Linked DNA regions of Homo sapiens: region 1 is linked to region 2. Evidence: chromatin contacts called from ENCODE Hi-C or POLR2A ChIA-PET data. All regions are on one chromosome and are shown on one strand. The core of a region is the stretch at or near the end of the contact, and the rest is flanking DNA. Distances in the headings are between cores, read along the strand shown.

What was found. Hi-C counts contacts between places; a loop is a spot of excess contacts on that map. ChIA-PET counts read pairs that join two places held with the same protein, here RNA polymerase II (POLR2A). Pooled maps may share reads with other maps.
Region 1: a loop to region 2 is called in a map of CD4-positive, alpha-beta memory T cell, with 3 times the contacts of the local background. The contact joins the enhancer-like site here to the promoter of LINC01550 in region 2. A Hi-C loop is called at or near these places in 1 of 168 maps with a recorded cell type or tissue (CD4-positive, alpha-beta memory T cell) and 6 of 50 pooled maps. POLR2A ChIA-PET finds 5 or more read pairs at or near these places in 2 of 52 experiments (CD4-positive, alpha-beta T cell and CD4-positive, alpha-beta memory T cell).

What each region holds. Positions count from the first base shown.
Region 1 is chr14:98,983,177-98,989,726 of GRCh38, reverse strand. No RefSeq gene overlaps it. Among named protein-coding and RNA genes, the nearest start is that of LINC02914, 270 kb to the right of the region's middle. RefSeq lists an enhancer at 4,206-4,824. Within about 2 kb of position 4,871, at least 4 of the 41 ENCODE cell types and tissues checked have a DNase peak (open chromatin) inside an H3K27ac peak, as active enhancers do; they include CD4-positive, alpha-beta T cell, where a contact is called at or near this core.
Region 2 is chr14:97,975,223-97,981,859 of GRCh38, reverse strand. LINC01550 (long intergenic non-protein coding RNA 1550) reads left to right here and starts at 3,736. Exons shown (of 3, transcript NR_015430.2): 1 at 3,736-3,883. RefSeq lists an enhancer at 3,237-3,736.

The DNA.
Region 1 (6,550 bases), core at 3,622-6,121, 1.0 Mb before region 2:
CTTTAAAAGACCATTAGTCCGTTCTACCTTTCCTGAAGATTGAGGACGGTAAGGGGTATGAAGGTTCCACTGAATACCAAGAGCCTGAGGAACTGCTTGGGTGATTTGGCTAGTAAAGGCTCATCTGTTATCAGACTGTATTGAGGTGGGAAGGCTAAACTGAGGAATTATGTCTAACAGAACGGAAGAAATGACTGCGGTGGCCTTCTCAGACCCTGTAGGAAAGGCCTCTACCTATCCAGTGAAAGTATCTACCTAGACTAAGAGGTATTTTAGTTATCTGACTCAGGGCATGTTGAGTAAAGCTAATTTGCCAGTCCTGGGTGGGGCAAATCCTCGAGCTTGATGTGTAGGGAAGGGAGGGGGCCTGAATAATCCCTGAGGAGTAGTAGAATAGCAGATGGAACACTGAGAAGTTATTTCCTTGAGGATAGATTTCCACGATGGAAAGGAAATGAGAGGTTCTAAGAGGAGGGCTAGTGGCTTGTACTATAGCATAACCTGCCTTTGCTGGTGTGTGGCGATTAGGCCTGGTGGAACCGCCATCAATAAATCAAGTGTGATCAGGGTGAGGAACAGGAAAGAAGGAAATTTGGGGAAATGTGAATGTTAGGTGGATCAGAGAGATACAGTCATGGGGGTCAGGTGTGGTATCAGGAATAATGTGGGAGGCCAGATTGAAGTCTGGGCCAGGAACAATGGTAGTTGTGGGAGACTCAACAAGGAGTGAGTACAGCTGAAGGAGCCGGGAAGCAGAAAGTATATGCTTCAGGTATGAGGAAGAAAATAGATTTTGGAAGTTATGAGAACTGTAGAGAGTGAGTTGAGCACAGTTTGTGATTTTTGAGGGCCTCTAAAAGTATTAAAGCAGCGGCAGCTGCTGCACGCAGACATGAGGGCTAGGCTAAAACAGTAAGGTCAAGTTGTTTGGACAGAAAGGCTACAGGGTGTGGTCCTGGCTTTTGTGTAAGAATTCTGACCGCGCTAACCATGCCTAGGAAGGAAAGGAGTTGTTTTGTAGAAGGTGCTTGGGTTTGAGAGATCAGTTGGACACAATTGGCAGGGAGAGCACGTGTGTTTTTATGAGAATTATGCCGAGATAGGTAACAGATGAGGAAGAAATTTGGGCTTGATTGAAGTAATGGGGGCTGTCTGTGAAGCTTTGTGGCAGTACAGCCTAGGTAATTTGCTGAGCTTGATGGGTGTCAGGGTCAGTCCAAGTGAAAGTGAAGAGAGGCTGGGATTAAGGGTGCAAAGGAATAGTAAAGAAAGCATGTTTCAGATCCAGAACAGAATAATGGGTTGTAGAGGCAGGTATTGAGGATACGAGAGTATATGGGTTTGGCACCACGGGGTGGATAGGCAAAACAATTTGGTTGATAAGCCGCAGATCCTGAACTAAATTGTAAGGCTTGTCTGGTTTTAGGACAGGTAAAATGGGGGAATTGTAAGGAGAGTTTATAGGCTTTAAAAGGCCATGCTGTAGCAGGCAAGTGATAACAGGCTTTAATCTTTTTAAAGCATGCTGCGGGATGGGATATTGGCATTGAGTGGGGTAAGAGTGATTAGGTTTTAATGAGATGGTAAGGGGTGCATGATCGGTCGCCAAGGAGGGAGTAGAGGTATCTTATACTTGTGGGTTAAGGTGGGGGGATACAAGAGGAGGAAGCAAATGAGGCTTTGGATTAGGAAGAAGGGTGGCAATGAGATATAGCTGTAGTCTGGGAATAGTCAGGGAAGCAGATAATTTAGTTAAAGTGTCTCAGCCTAATAAGGGAACTGGGCAGGTGGGGATAACTAAAAAGGAGTGCTTAAAAGAGTATTGTCTAAGTTGGCACCAGAGTTGGGGAGTTTTAAGAGGTTTAGAAGCCTGGCCGTCAATACCCACAACAGTTATGGAGGCAAGGGAAACAGGCCCTTGAAAAGAAGGTAATGTGGAGTGAGAAGCCTCCGTATTGATTAAGAAGGGGACGGGCTTACCTTCCACTGTGAGAGTTACCCGAAGCTCGGCATCCGTGATGGTCTAGGGGGCTTCCGAGGCGATCGGGCAGCGTCAGTCTTCAGCCGCTAAGCCGAGAAGATCTGGGAAGGAGTCAGAGAGCCTTGGGCCAGAGTCCCAGGGGCTCTGGGAGTGGCTGCCAGGTGAGTTGAACAGTCCGATTTTCAGTGGGGTCCCACACAGATGGGACGCGGCTTAGGAGGAATCCTGGGCTGCGGGCATTCCTTGGCCCAGTGGCCAGATTTCCGGCACGTGTAGCAAGCTCCTGTGGGAGGAGGTTCTGGAGGAACGCCTGGCCGCTGCGGTTCAGGTGTTTGGAAGTTCTTGTGTGCTGGAGATGTGGCTGGGGTTTGTCTCATAGTGGAGGCAAGGAATTGCAACTTTTTTCTATTATTGTACACCTTGAAGGCGAGGTTAATTAAATCCTGTTGTGGGGTTTGAGGGCTGGAATTTAATTTTTGGAGTTTTAGTTAATGTTGAGAGCAGATTGGGTAATAAAATGTATTTTGAGAATAAGATGGCCTTTTGACCTTTTAGGGTCTAGGGCTGTAAAGCGTCTCAGGGTTGCTGCCAAACGAGCCATGAGCTGGGCTGGATTTTTATATTTGATGAAAAAGAGCCTAAACGCTTCTGATTTGGGGTAAAGAAAAAGGAGCATTAACCTTGACTATGCCTTTGGCTCCAGCCACCTTTTTAAGAGTAAATTGCTGGGCAGGAGGGGGAGGGCTAGTCATGGAACGAAACTGTAAGCCGGACCAGGTGTGAGGAGGGTAGGTGATAAAAAGATTATAGGGTGGAGGAGCAGAGGCTGAGGAAGAATTGGGACCTAGCTCGGCCTGGCGAGGAGCAGCCTGGGGAGGAAGGGAGAGGTCAGATGGGTCTGTAGAAAAGGAAGGTTAGAAAGACTCAGCGACACTTGGGGTTGGTACTGAGGGGACAGGCGGGAGGGAAAGAAGGAAGATTTGGGATGAATTGCACTGGGCACAGAGACTAGGAAGGGACTGATGTGTAAAAGAATGCCTGGACATCAGGCACCTCAGACCGTTTGCCTATTTTAGAAGAATTATTTAGATCTTGCAGTATGGAAAAATTCAAAGTGCCATTTTTTGGCTATTTGGAACTACTGTCGAGTTGTATTGGGGTCAAGCGGCATTGCAGAAGAAAATAAGGCATTTAGGTTTTAGGTCAGGTGTGAGTTGAAGAGGTTTTAAGTTTTTGAGAACACAGGCCAAGGGAGTAGAAGGAGGAATGGAGGGTGGAAGGTTCCCATAGTGAAGGAAGCAAGCCTAGAGAAAAGAGAGAGTAGAGAAATGGAGGGAAGGGGTTCGGGGGTTCTTACCTTCCAGAAAAGTGGGAAAAGGGGTTGGGGCACAGAGATAAGAGGTTGGGGCGTGGAAATAAGGGATGGGGCACAGAAATAAGAGGTCAGGGCACGGAAATAAGGGATTGGGGCACAGAGATAAGAGGTTGGGGCGTGGAAATAAGCGATTGGGTGGTTCTTGCCCCCTAGGAAAGCGGGACTTGCCGCTAAGGGTGAAGGAGAAGGGGTTGAGGGGTACTTGCCCCTGCCCCAGGAAAGCGGGACTTGCCGCTAAGGGTGAAGGACCAAGGCAGGCGTCCCTGCGTGGTCTGACACCCTTGAAACGTGAGTGTATAATCAGAGAGGCATCCCTGCAATGATTAAACACCAAGGGAAGGCTGCCTTCCCAGTCCGTGACCGGCGCCGGAGTTTTGGGTTCATGGATAAAATATGTCTCTTTTGTCTCTACCAGAAAATGAAAGGAATTGAAATTAAGAGAAGGGAGAGATTGAAGTGTGGCGCCAAGATTGAAAGGAGAAAGAGGTTGAGGGATAGTGAGGGAGGTTGGAGAAGAGAGTAAAAAGAGGCCACTTACCGGATTTGAAATTGGTGAGATGTTTCTTGGGCTGGTCGGTCTGAGGACCTGAGGTCATAGGTGGATCTTTCTCATGGAGCAAAGAGCAGGAGGACAGGGGATTGATCTCCCAAGGGAGGTCCCCCGATCCGAGTCACGGCACCAAATTTCATGCACGTCCCTGTGAAGAGACCACCAAACAGGCTTTGTGTGAGCAATAAAGCTTTTAATCACCTGGGTGCAGGCGGGCTGAGTCCGAAAAGAGAGTCAGCGAAGGGAGATAAGGGTGGGGCTGTTTTATAGGACTTGGGTAGGTAAAGGAAAATTACAGTCAAAGGGGGTTTGTTCTCTGGCGGGTAGGAGTGGGGGTCGCAAGGTGCTCAGTGGGCAGGAGTGGGGGTTGCAAGGTGCTCAGTGGGGGTGCTTTTTGAGCCAGGATGAGCCAGGAAAAGGACTTTCACAAGGTAATGTCATCAGTTAAGGCAAGGACCGGCCATTTACACTTCTTTTGTGGTGGAATGTCATCAGTTAAGGTGGGGCAGGGCATATTCACTTGTTTTGTGATTCTTTAGTTACTTCAGGCCATCTGGGCGTATACGTGCAGGTCACAGGCGATGCGATGGCTTGGCTTGGGCTCAGAGGCCTGACAGAGGAGACACTGGGAAATCTAGGGGGAAGGACATTTGAGCTGGGCTTCTGCAGGACAGCCAAGAGCTCACCAGATGGTGGAAGACAAGGTACTTGCTACCTATAGTTTCCCATGGCCTCTGCTCCAGGCTAGGCCCTACAAGGGAGGACCTCCCTAAAGTTTCAGTTTGGGGTTCTTATTTTAATTTGTGGTGCCTGTGATGCGGAGTTCTGAGGAGAAGACCTAAAGGAAATTGCTGTTTTGAGCCTGTTGGGCTGTGTCCCCAGTAGGTGCAGATGTTCTGATAAGGTGTGGTGATCGTGACCTCACAGAGCCGCTCTGCCAGGAGATAAGGGCAGATGAGTTGCAGAAAGAGCTTCCTGTCGTGGGCTGATTGGCTGGCGGGGTGGATCTGAAGCTGCGGCTGGGCCAGCCCTGCAGAGGCCGCTGACTGGGTCAGTGAAGTGCTGAGGCTGCACTTCTTGCTCTACCCTCCATGGCTGCATCTCTGGGTCACCTCGTCCATGGAGGACCCCTTTGAGACACGCGGGGGCAAAAGAGAGAACAGTGTTTTAGGGGATCCTTAGAGCTGGTTTCAGTCTTGCCTATGTTATTAGTTAGCTATGCGGTTGTAGCAAAGCCACCTTGCTACTCTGAGCATCCTTCCCCCATCTATAAAATGGAGTTATCAGTCCCAACTTCAAAGGACTATTGGTGGCGTTCAGCAGTCAGTGAACCCGAAGTTCCTACGAGGGCACCGGGTGTAGAATAGATGCTCAATCAAAGGTGGCTACACTTTGTGTCATCGCCCTATTCATCATGATTGTCCCATCACTCATTATCCTGGTCTGATTTTGGCTTCTGCTCTCTGGAGAATCTTTCTTGAGCTCTGTAGCCTTGCACCAAGCTCTGGGATTTCAGCTATAATCAGTCTTATATACAGTGCCCTGCCTGGAGCTTCCAGGCCAGGAGAAGAGACTGGGCTTAACAGTTGATCAACCCCATATGTCACGAGTAGGGTGAGCTCTGTGGAAGTAAAGTCTGTGGGTGGGGAAGTGGCCTATGGGGTCTCACCCAGACCAGCCAGAGATGTTCCACCAGGAGCCTTCAGCCTGGTAAGCAGCAGGGCAGGGGGTGTGACTCCAATCTGGATCTGCCTGACTCTGAAGACGTTGTGCTCTTTGATAGCTATGCAATGAGGTCACCATGCTCTAGGAACCAACATTTGTCCTATTTGGTGTCACCTCAGTCCTTTGGGTTCAGTCCTCAAAATAGGTAAACGTCAGAAGTCATCCCTTTCCTTTTTGGTTTGTCAAAATGCTGCAGGCTTTTTGCTCTTCCTCCCTCCCTCCCTCCTTCTTTCCTTCATTCCTTCTTTTCTTTCTTCTTTCGTTCCCTTTCTCCTTTCCTCCTTCCCTTTCTTCCCTTCCTCCCTCCCTTCCTATTGATGCGGCTTCACAATGTGAAACTGTGTCCCTGTGAGTACACGATCTGTACGTGTTGCTGGGGCACTGTACTTGAGCTCCGATATCATCCCTCCTCTGTGTGCACCATGAAAACCAGTTTGCTACCTGGAGGAGTCCAGACACCTCAAATGTCAAAGGAAGCTTCTCTTTCTGTTTCTGTCTCTTCCCTCTTCTGTGGGAGGGGCCACAGCTTGAGGAAAGGGCCCATTTTGGGGGCCAAGGAATTATTCAAGGGGGCCAGGGAATCAATTTTTACTCATCTACTAAGGAGCAGCTCCAGGACCGGCCCAGGACCCTGCTAGAAAGAACATTCCAATACAGGCTGACAGGCTGTAGAAATTAACGCGCAATACAATGAGGGGTCGTTATTCACATGGGTTGAGAACAATAACAAAAAATGCGGGAATATTAATTGATGTGCCATGTTCATAAAATGAAGAGGGGGGAGGAGAGCTTGAAATGATGGCGACAAAACAGTAAGAAGATGATTCCTAACGGGAAACATTAAACATACATACAGTGGCAGCGAATTGGATACGTTCGCAACAGATTTCCTGCTAACACAAATTGGCTGTTAGCCTCT
Region 2 (6,637 bases), core at 2,487-4,986:
TTCACCTAACCACTGGAGTGCCTGTGGACATGATGCAATCAGAGACCTTAGATGTGCTTGCTCTTCTCTGCATTTAGGCTATAACATGTCTGAGGTAGCTGTCACCCCTTAAGCTGGGATCCCAGAACAAATACACATTGAGTGGATGAGAACCCAATCTATAGCTTAAAACCATGCTCAGGAGACATGCAGTCTGCAGCAGAGCTGATCAGCTGAGACAAGTCTAGCTCAACAGAACCACAGTAAACCTAGAAACCAATGAGCGTGAGAAGAAATACTTAGTCTTTCAAGCATCTGAGCTGGGATGATTTGTTATACAGCATTATTGTTGCAATTGCTGACTCAGGCAGGATTGTGAAGCTCAGGGTATGGCCTTTGAAACTGCATAATTCCAATCTTTGGCTCCCTCAAGTTTAGTCTCCCCAAGTGTAATGCAGCCACATTTATGTTTTCTTGCAAGACTTTCGCTTTAACCAAGAGTTTCAAACCTGATTGTCATGACCATGCTAAATGCATAATGGTATCAACAACTAGTGCAAAATGCCCTAAACGTAAAGTGATATGAATATTTATACACAGTTCTCTGGAAGTGCGCATGTTTGTTTCCTCTGGACCCCATGGAAGATATTATTACAGACGGTCACACTCCTTATGAGCTTCATTGACTCATGTCAGCATTGGTGATAAACAGATGCAAACGGCAGTATAGAGAACATTTGGGATGCAAAGCTCTAAGCCAGTGTTTCAGGCAACACTCTCTGGGTGGTTTTAACAAATAATAACATCAAATAATAAATAATGGTATCAACTACCACTATGGCTGTTGCATTTTTTGAGTGCCTCCCTTGGCCGGGAACTGTGTATATATTACTCTAACCTATTACTCACAATCACACTCTAGGGAAAGCATTTTTAACCCCTGTTTTTCAAAAGTGGAAAATAAGACTCAGAGTGGTTAATAGATTTATACAAGGCCACACAGCTAGTGGGTGGCGGAGTGAGCAGAATTTCCATCTGACTCCATCTCCTTCCAAAAGTACAAAATGCACAAAAGTACGAAAATGCTTTTATTATGGATTGAAAATTTCTATCCCTCCAAATATATATCCTGAGGCTCTAAACCCCAGTATGGCCATATTTGGAAATGGGGGCTCGAAGGAAGTAAGACTTACTGAGGTCATAAAAGTAGAGTCCTGATATGATAGAATGAGTGTCTTTATAAGAGACACCAGAATGCTATTTCCCCAGGCACACACACCAAGGGAGGGCCATGTGGCTGTCTACAAGACAAGAGGTGAGCCCTCAGCAGAAACCAGGCCAGCCAGAAATGATCTTGGACTTGTCAGCCTCCAGAACACTGAGAAAATACATTTCTGGGATTTAAGTCACCCAGTCTGTGGTATTTTGTTATAGCAGCTCAAGCAGACTAATACATGTCAGTCCTGAGTTAATAATATTTCCCAGGAAGTCTCAGAGTACTATTAGGGAATGGCCCTTAAATACATGAAGTGCATGTATTAATTCCCAGCCTACCTCCTTCACCCTACATAAAGTGCAGAAAGGGTCAGGGTGTCACAGGGCCCGTTTCCTTCAATGCGTCTGTGGGAAGGACGTGTAGGTGCAGCCCACGATAGCTCAGAGAATGAGACCGGCTTCAGCTTGACCCTTTTTGCTCCAGGAAAGCATGATGTGGATCATATCTTACTTTACTCTCATAGAAATTTGCTGCTTCCTCATGTATAAATAACTAATCATGAGCAGCAGTGTGCTCCCTGTCAGAGCCTGATCAGGACCATAGAGGCAAGTGGGACTCAGCCTGGGTCTTCATGGCTGTGGGAGCCATTACTGCTCTCTGTATTCCAAGTGGAACAGTCCTGGTGTAAGGGTCTTGTTTCAGTGTCTGTGAGCATGAATGGGTGTGCGTGTGTGCACACGTGCATAAGAAGCTTGTATCCTTTCTTCTTCTAGTGAAAGGAAATCCCCTGTACCTGGGGATTGGGGGAGATAGTGAGGTGTTGGGGAGCAAGAGAGACTACAGGAAAAGATGAGGTGCTGAGGCCCACCAACCTGTTTGTCCTCACCCTTTCCATCTGCTGAAAGGTGCCTATTGGGCGTAGAATTGTCTCCAGCCCACTTCATTGGACCAGGTCATCCCAGTTAGCCTGACTGTCCTGTTTGCAGGTCAAGTATAGAGGGAATTTTGCCACAGTAAAACATGCTCTATTTTCAAGTCATATGTGAAGAAAAAATAAATGAAGGAAGGATGAGGAAAAGACCAAATGCTGCCAAGTGTCCACTACAAGCTCTGGTTTTCTGCGGGGGCCACTGAAAGGTGTACAAATTGTTCACCATAAGCCAAGGACACAAACATGTGTGTGCGTGTGTGTGTATGTATGTGTGTTTGATGCCTTAGCACAGCTCGTGTTTGATGCTTGTGATGGTTCTATTTATAAACTTTGTGCTCTCAGATGGGACAACCAGAGGCACTTCTTTCCTGCATTTCAAGTGTTTCATTTCCTTTTTAACATGTCTTTTAAATTAAGGGCATGCACACCAATGCATGGGCTCACTCTCATCTTACGGCAAGTTGATCAGACTAGGGTTAGTTGTCTGAGAAACATGGGTGGCCTTTGTCACAAACAAGAGGAGAAGCAGTTCAGGGAAGAAGAAGACTAAGGACTAGCACTGTTGTTTTGGTGGAGTTGTTTGTTAGCTGACTGTCTACAAGGCACATGTTCTATCGAATATTCAGTGTTGGGTGCTGACTGTGTTACGAGCCTTGTACATAGGATTTAAACCCCAGAGCCACTCTGTGAGGCCAGAATTGCTTTGGGATCTTTCAGATGAGGGAACCAACGTGAAGGCTTTAAATCCTATGTCCAAAGCCACACAGCGAAACCAGAGTGAAATCCGGAGCATTTGAATCAAGAGTTGAATCTTCTTTCCTCCCCGGAGGGAGAATCGCCCAGGGGCTGAGTGCAAGGGGAAAGGCTGGTTCTGAGGGGAAGAAGCTGAGCATGTTGCGGCACAGGACTTAGAAAAATTTAGAAGCATCTGCAATTGTTTTCCAGGGGAAGATACCCAAAAACAATCCAGAGAAGGAAATAAAACGAGAAGAATAGTAAGGCAACATGGAGTATAAAAGTTGCTGCATTTAGGGCGAAGGAGAGAACCTCTCTGCTCCGTGGCGATATTAAAGCTATCCCCAAGAACGGGAGGTGGGAGTGGCCTGAGGGATGACTCCTCCAGCACTGCTGCCTGCCAGCTCCGGGCTGCACAGGGCTGAGCCGGCGCCAAGAATGCCCTCTTCTGGTGATATTCTCGAAGCCCAGGAAGATAGCAAGGCAGCCGAGACCTGTGTTTTCCAGATCCTGGGTAGATTCCCTTGTCAGATGTGGTTCTACTTAAGCAAATATCACTACCTTCTCTTTTTCCTCCTCAGCCCTCAAACTAGTGATAGGGAAATTATTTCAATAAGGTAAGCTGTACCTTAGTAGAGTTTGCTTCCTTTTTTTTTTTTTTAACCCCGAATAATACTCTCTATGTCATCTGTATATTTATGATAGCTCAAAGACATGGGTGTGTGGATCTAATTAAAAATGTGAAAGGGTTTAGCAGCCTGCTGCTTCCCTGCAACTCTCTGGTTGCCAAATCTTGGCAGCCGTGTTGAACTTGAGCCAAGCGTTTAGTCCTCAGCTGAACTGCTGCCAGCCTGCGCACGGCATTGTGGGGCGAGAGCCGGAGGGGCTGCACTGCACCGAGCTTGCACAGGGCGAGGCGGGGGCAGGACCTGGGACCCAGCCACCCCGGAGGAAACCGGAGAGGAAACCAGCTTGGTCTTGCTCTCTGCCTCGTCCCAATCCCCGGCTCTTACCAAATGCAGGTAGGACCAGCTAGGCCAATTTGGTGACCGGGTAGGGCTTCAAGCTACTAGGTGGGAAATGGTCCCTACAGTTTTGCTTTCATTTAGTCGAAATCGGGCCTTTTCAGAGGAGAAACAGTTCTCCACTCTCTTGCAGTAGTTTGGGCCTGAGTTTCAACAGTCGGATGGGGCATTTCTATTGAGTTCTCTGCTGTCAGTCTGAGCTTTTTTTGATAGCTTGGCAATTGTTCTGTGTCTTCTCTCTGAAGCAGCTGAGTCCAGCACAGGGTTTCTCAAACCCTGTTGTGCACACATGTCACTTGGGAAATCTTGTGAAAATGCAGGTTTCTGAGTCTCCCCGGGGAAAGGGGAGAATTCATGTTGCCAAGATCAGAACTGACTAGAACTGCTTACGTTCCACATTATGACTCCAGACTGGAACTTTTGTGAATTCAAGGATGTTAGGCTCTGGAAAAGTACATCTTGGTGATTTGCTGTCAGAGGGAAAAACAATTCAAAGAACTCAGCATTCTCCACAATATGTTGACAAAAATAAGGGGAAAAAAAAAACATCAAAGGCATGGGTCACTTTTTATTTTTTTTTGAAATGTACCAGCTATAAGCAAATTAAAGAGGAAGAAAGGGTCGTATTCTTTGTATACAGAACACCCTCCTGCAGAGTGAAAATTCAACCCTAAAAAGATCTTCTAATATACTTGAGGGGCTGAGAGAGAGGATGAGGGGGGACTTTGCCTTTTAACTTTATATCTTGTGTATTGTTGATTTTTCATGATGATGCATTTCTTTCGTAATTAAAAGAAGAGGCAGCAGCTGCAAGACGGCCCAGGAGCCTTCTTGGCAGTGACCTTCCCCAGGGCAGGCCACCAGGGTGGGGCAAGTATGGACTTTGAAACCACTTTGTCCTGGAGTGGAAGCAGGCTCTGGCATTAAGCTTGGGGAATTTGGCTAACATTGCTGGGCCTTTGCAATTTCATCTGTGCAATGGAGAAATTGGGCCTTCATTGAGGCACAGCTGTGGGTGCCGCAGACATGTTTGTGCGGGGCTCATACCCAGGGGTCCTTAACAGGCGTTTTAAAAATTCAGAGTCTCTCTCCGATGGGGTTAGGACACTATTCCAGATAGAATTTCACCCCGGCAGACTGCTTCTGAGCACAGATATGTTCCAAAACCTCCGGATAGGAGCTAATCACTTTAGAAGTCACAAAGCCTCTGTTCATGATGTTAGAGGAGCTCCCCAAAAACGAGGCCTTGGGGAATAGCAGTGAATTTTCTCTTTCTTTTCAAATGGCAAATTTATACATATGAAAAGTCTAAATGACATGGCAAATAAATCACAAGTAGTCATAATTTAGCCGGCCACTTTTATTATGAAACAATCAAAAGCATGCAGTCGGGACGATGGAGGGAGATGCAGGCTGTGTGGCCCCTGTGCAATTAGGGGGCTGATACTTCCTTCATATCCTAAGTTGGGATGGCATGTCGCTTGCTTTGTGGTTTGGAATAATGCAGAACTGGCTGTTTCTATCACAGAAAGAGGGAGAGGGTGTGTGCCGCCAAGAATCAGGATATTTCCAGGAAAATTTCACTCCAAGAGGCTTTCTTGAATCTCATTCCTAACATGTGGGCAGATGATTGTCTAAACCACTGAGGGATGATGCTGGAGGTAAACATCTAATTAATTAAAGAAAATCTCCTTCTGCACCCCAACTCCGAAAATGCCCCGCAGTTGAGAAACACTGACACACACTCACCCACACTCACCCACACACTCACCCACACTCACACACACACTCACCCACACTCACACACACGCGCCCACACTCACACACACACTCACACATACACTCACACATACTCACACATACACTCACACACTCACCCACACTCACACACACACCCACACTCACCTACACTCACACACACTCTTACACATGTATTTGTAAAAAAAAACTCCCTGGTGACTGAGTCCTTCGGTCCACCTGCGTTTGTTAATTCCAGGTTACAAACACCTTGATCTCCATCACCCTTCTTCCAAGAATGTGTGACCACAACCCCTTCGCTCTTCCAAGCAACGTTTGCTCCAACTTAATATTCCGGTGCTTTCGGGAACAACATTTTAAAATAAACCATTTTGGCACCTTGTCAAAGTCTTGTCTAAATTCCTTCATGACAACCACTCTCAGTGAGATTTTTAAAACCAAAGGGAGTTGGGGGCAGGGAAAAGAGGAGTTCCCCGTTTAGAGTCCTAATTTTAAACAGTATCAAATAAGAATGTATTTATTTCTCCCGCCCCCTCTGTAGTTCCCTCCTGTTCCCACAGGGCATCCTCAGCCCACCTCTATCCTTCAGTCCATATCTTTATTGTCCCCTCCATGGGGTCTGGTCATCTGGGTCAGTGGGAAAGGGTCACTGGCCATTGGACAAAGAAAGGCTGGGCAGGGATGGGGCCTCGGGCAGGTGTTGAAATGTAGTTCCTGGTGTTTGGTAGTAATCACTACAAAACAATCCTGTCTGCTCCATTCCTATCAACAACCTGCTCTCCTTGGTCTGTTGCTAAGAGACCAGCCTGTTGTTTACAAGATCCTTGGTGGCGTAGACTTCCATAATTTATAATTTATTATCTTAGTGTCAAAACTTGTGTTGGTTTTTATTTTATTTCACCATAGATCCAATTATAGTTAGATACAACAAAGGTCATGCATCTGCCGGTGGCACAGTGACTGCACCAATAGTATCCCTCACCACCCCTAAGT